Regions from separate parts of the Homo sapiens genome. Here region 2 is linked to region 1. Evidence: read pairs that join two places in POLR2A ChIA-PET (ENCODE). Cell type or tissue: A673. All regions are shown on one strand. Region 1 overlaps ZNF362 (zinc finger protein 362). Region 2 overlaps PHC2 (polyhomeotic homolog 2).

The links. ChIA-PET counts read pairs that join two places held together with the same protein. Peaks named below come from ENCODE experiments on the same cell type or tissue, not always from the same donor. Only the 100,000 strongest peaks of a DNase experiment are listed, where the experiment ranks them.
Region 2: POLR2A ChIA-PET joins it to region 1 with 9 read pairs; 2 of 35 experiments call an interaction of 5 or more read pairs at or near these places.

The regions. Positions count from the first base shown.
Region 1 is chr1:33,264,061-33,266,560 of GRCh38, reverse strand. The region is part of intron 1 of ZNF362 (zinc finger protein 362); the gene reads right to left. Among named protein-coding and RNA genes, the nearest start is that of ZNF362, 8.8 kb to the right of the region's middle. In A673, no CTCF peak of the experiment used is centred here; no DNase peak of the experiment used is centred here.
Region 2 is chr1:33,362,719-33,365,218 of GRCh38, reverse strand. All of the region lies in intron 7 of PHC2 (polyhomeotic homolog 2), which reads left to right. PHC2-AS1 (PHC2 antisense RNA 1) reads right to left here. Exons shown (of 3, transcript NR_125978.1): 3 at 1,974-2,153. Among named protein-coding and RNA genes, the nearest start is that of PHC2-AS1, 14 kb to the right of the region's middle. RefSeq lists a silencer at 777-1,071 and an enhancer at 1-2,031. In A673, a CTCF peak has its summit at 923; DNase peaks (open chromatin) are centred at 498 and 1,038; H3K4me3 peaks cover 970 bases; H3K27ac peaks cover 2,500 bases.

The DNA of each region.
Region 1 (2,500 bases):
AGGTCTTCCCTCCTGTCTCAACTTAAAGGTCACTTTTGACGTTTCCCACATAGGAATTGGGCTACCCTGTTATACACTCCCATGGTCCCCTGCCTTCTCCCTACCCCACCTTTGTATTAATACCATGCACCTAAATATGCTTTAGGCCTGTCTCCCCATCAGCCGTCACTGCTGCAGCCCCAGAGCCCAGCGCCAGCCATGCAGTAGGGCCTCAAGTGCCTAGTATACACTGGGTACTCAACAGATGTTCACTGAGGGAATTGATGAGGAGGGGTCTTTCCATGTGAGCCGTGAAGACAGACGAGTTTGCCAGGAGAGCCACTGCGGCAGAAGGGCAGCATGTGCAGAAGCTGGAAAACTGTTAACTCCCTGGGAGAGCAAAGGTTTCTCAAACATAATCCCTGCCCCCAGAGAGGGGCAACAGCTACTGCTGCAGTCAGGCTGGGAGGGAAGGGAGGGTAGTGGCAGCATTCTCAGGAGGGTGAACTCATCTCACTGTGGGAAGAACAGACTTCAGGAAGGTGGGACTTACTGATGGGGGAAGGGGAAATTGCAAGAGGGAGATGCCAAAGGAGAGTATGGCAGGTGGAAAGAACTGCATGTGCAAAGGCCCCGAGGCAGGAAAGCACACAGCATCACGTGGGTCAGGGGTATAGTGCAGGAATTCACAAGGGAAGAAGGGTGGGGTGGCTGGAGCCGTTCATAAAGGACCAGAGTTGCAGGCTAAGGTGCTCCGGTGAAAGAACATAGGGGGGACATGGGAGGTCCCTGAGCAAGGGAGGGCCATGGCCAAGGTTTTCAATGGACAAGCTGTATGGGGCCAGAAGGATGGCCTGGAGAGGATAAGCAGATGGTCTAGGAGAGGGAAACTGAGGCTTCTCATGTTTTAGGCTCCTGAGACACGCTCAAAGTTTGCCTCCCATGGCCCCTCTGCCCTCTGCCACTCCAAGCAGCTAGAACCCTGAGCCCCAGCCACTGCACCCCACCCCACTCTCAAGACTTTGGGCAGTCCTGGCCAGCACCAGAAACACACTCCTGGGAACTTCCTTCCCCGGAAGGAAAGAGGCTCCCAGGGTCCTGGATCCAATTAGACCGGGTTTCCGCAGCCCCACGGGGCTGGGAAGGGCTGTTTTCATTGTGATGGCAGGGCTAATCAGAGCAGGAGGGGTTGCTGTCTGTGCCCAGGTCAGTGGGAGCTGGGAGCCTGCCCCTTCCCCTCACTGTCCCTCCCCCTCCCCAACACCCTCAACCTCTGGGCCCCCCATTCCCACCTCCAGCTACCCAGAGACACTGAGGGCGGTTGAGCCTCTCTGGGAGCCTCAGTGCCCTCATCTAGGGAAGGGGCCATGACACTCTCTCAGTTCTGAGAGAATGTTCTACAGGCTTGGAGCACATCCCCCTCCCTACTTCTATTTCTCCTGGGGACCCCCAGCTCCTATCCCCACAGGGAACTCCTTCTGCTTGTATGAAATGATGATGGCAATAATAATAATAGTTGCTTCCTCCATGCCAGGCACCTTAAGATACTTTACAAGCATTTCTCACTCTGGCTCCTAACGACCCCATGAGGTAGATGCTGTGAGTGTTTTGAAATATAACATATATTCAGAAAGATGCTTAGAACATGAACGGACAGCTTAATCACTTACAAAGCATGTATCAGGAGACCTAAGAAGCCCTCACCCTGGGTCCTTTCTCAATTTCAGTCCCCATGTGTCCCCCAAGCTTCTATGGTCATCACTTCTTTGTTTGGGGTCAGGAATGAGGCTCAGAGAGGTAACTAACCTGCCCAAGACCATGCATCTGGTGCAGGCAGAGGTAACAGAACCCTCTGTCAAGTCCATTTTCTCTCTGGGCCTCCTTTCCTGCCTCTATAAGGTGAAGGGGTTCAACCAAATCATAGTCTGGGCTCCTGGACCCTTAAAGGGGAAATGTGACAGCTCAAGGGTTCAAAGTATGGATTCTGGAGGCAGATAGCCCCAGCTCAGGCCTTTGGGATTGTTACCTAAATCTCCAAGCCTCAATTTTCTCATCTGTAAACTGGGGATGATTATGGTATCTCCATGGGTTGTACTGAGGACTAAGTTAGCTAATATGGATAAAATCTTTCGAACACTGCCTGACACACAGTGAGGACTCCTGAACAGTCAGCTGCCATTGCTGTTGCTAGGTTCTCTAAGGCCTAAGGGAGCCTTTCCCAACATTCCAAAGACCCACATGGAAATCTGACCAGCCAGTAATGCCATCTAGGGGGTGGGGGGTGGCAGTAGCTCTGGGTGGCCTTCAGGACCCACAGGGACCATTCTTCTGACTGGCAAAGATCCAGGTCTGAGATTAACTAAAAACAGGAAAGCCAACTGCTGGACCCTGGCTCTGGCCCGGCCCCCAGGAGCTTTCTAGACAGGTCTCAGGGGTCCTGGACAGGGAACCCCTGGCAGGCAGTGAAGCCTGCTTCCCTGCTATATCCCAGGACCTCCAAGGCAGGCAGCCTGTGGGGCAG
Region 2 (2,500 bases), 99 kb before region 1:
GATCCCTGTCCGGTAGCTGTCTTTATCCATTTTACAGATGAGCAAACTGAAGCTCAGAGAGGTTCTCCAGGAGCTTACCACATCCGTCACGCACTCAAAGTCACCTAAGTAGTAAGTGGCAGGACTGGGGGCCATAGCTGGCTGAGTCAAACACTGTTCTTCATCTCAAGCCAGATCGTCCCTCTCAGTTCTTACAGTAATCTGGGGCCTCCTCAGCCTTTCCTGTTTCTGACCCAAAGCTGAAAGTATCTGGGGGGTCTAAGCCTATTGAGGGTTTGCAGAGTCTGGTGGAGACCCCATGTAAAGGTAAACACCAGCAGGTGACAGGCTTGAGGCCCGAGGGCCTAAGGCTAACAGTGCCTGGCTAGAATGCAGTACAGAGACCAGTGGCTCCACAGAACTTTCTATGGAGCAGCTGTGAGCTGCAGCTCCACAAAGAACCTCTCCCCAGAGACACAAAGCAGTGGGCCTGCATTGTTCCTGCCTCCCACCATCCTGTTCATTCTTCCTCTCTCCCACCCCTTCCTCTCTGTAAGCCCAGAGATGGCGCTGCCCCACTCCCACCTCCCATATGGAAGGCAGCTGGGGAGTTTTAGTAGGGGAAGGTCCTCTCAGGGCCTCTGGACAAAAAGACTGAAATCATTCTTAGGACCTAGTGCACGGCAGCCAGGAGCAGCACCTGTCTTGGGCTATACAGTTCCCTGGGCAGAGGTGACTTCTGGCCTCCTGCCCAGCCAACCCACTGTCAATGAACCAAGGGATCTGAGAGCAGGAGAGAAGAGCGTGCTTGAGCGTGTGTGTGTGTGTGTGTGTGTGTGTGTGTGTGTGAAAGCAAGTGTGTGTGTGTGTGTGTGTGTGTCTGGGAGAGAGAAAGCAAGCGAGCGCGCACACATTTTTTGTTTGTTATTGGAGCATTTTTTGAGCTGGCTGGCTGGCTGCCCCCAGGGAAAGTAACCAGTGGAGACTTGCAGTGGGCCAGTAGGAGGGGGTATGGCAGTGAGGAATGTGTTCTCCTGGGGGCTGTTTCCTCCCAGAGCAGGCAGACCCTCCAGTCCCAGCTGGGACTGCTCCCACTGACAGCTGTTTGGGGGCAAAGCCCCTCCCCCATGGCAAGCTCCCTGCTGTTCCTGCTCCTGTCACCTTGGCAACCGGCTTCTTCAGGCTCTGCAAATAGAAAAGGTCCCTTATGCCGAGAATAGGGGTGGGGGAGCAGGTGGGGGAGGGGAGTAAGGGGCGGAGAACAGAGCCTAAGAGGTTGGGCTTTGGAGGGGAAGGAGAAGGGCCTGGCTTGCCCTTCTCACTGACATGAGGACTGAGCAATGGAGGGCAGAAGAGAGGCAGGCAGCAGGGGTCCCTTGGGCCTGGCCTTCAGGGAAGCCGAGTCCTAAGGGAGTGGGCCACAGCCCCAGATAGGAGACTTGGTTCTTGGAGTCCTCATTCTAGTGGATAAACTCCAGGCTTTGGGTGCACACTCAGGCCCAAAGGTGAGGAGAAAGTTGCTGACTGGGAGGGATATGCTGTGATAAAAGGGAACTGTCGGGTTGTTGAAAAGCCAGGGCCCTTTCACCCAGTTGGGCCTCCAGATGCCAGGTCTTTGTTCTGCATCCTCAGCCCGCCTCAGGTCTCAGCTGAGGAGCGAGAACTCTGCTGGAAGGCCACACAGCTGCTTTGTTTGAACACAGAGAGCGTTTTGTGCAGGGGGCAGTGATTTCTGTCTGTGATAGGCTGGACAATGCAGTGTTGCTGATTCCAGGATTCTTGGGTACCCTATTTCCCTCCCAAAGCAGCCTCCAAACTGCAAGCACACTTTTACTTAGGGAATCCAATAAAAACCAAAGCATACAGGTGGGACTGTCATCTGCTAAAATCCCCAACGATTTTGATGAAGGTCATTTCAGCTATCCACTGTAGCACCAAATCTAGATGACTAAGAATCTCTTTTTATGTTAGGAGAAAAATCCACAATCATCAGCTATCAGTGGAGGGGCTTTATATTTTGCTTAACATCTTTGTGTGTACGAGCCTGTGTGCACGTATGTGTGAGAGAGAAAGCAGACTGACACACAAAGGGACTTGGCCTTGCTGGACGTTTCTTCTTTCCCGAAATTCTTCATCCTAGGCTTCTGTTAGACTATTTCCCTGGTTGCTGTGGGCTAATAGTAATAATTACCAGTTAATGAACAGCCATGTTCCACATACTGCACTAAATGCTTTACCTACATATCTCACTTAATCTTAACAGTGATTATTCCACTTCACAAATGAAAGAGGTATGGCTCAGAGTCACTGTCATCCCCAAACCATTTGTCCCTTTAATTATGTAGCTCAACAGATACTCATTTAGCACCTCTTATGTGCCAAACATTATGCTGAACACTATGGGTGTTAAAGAGATGAACAAGAGTTTAAATTCTAATGGGAGCTGCAGACATTTGAGTTGTGCTTTGAAACATGATTAAGTTTCAAGAATGGAACAGGAGGAGGAGTATCTCAGCTGGCA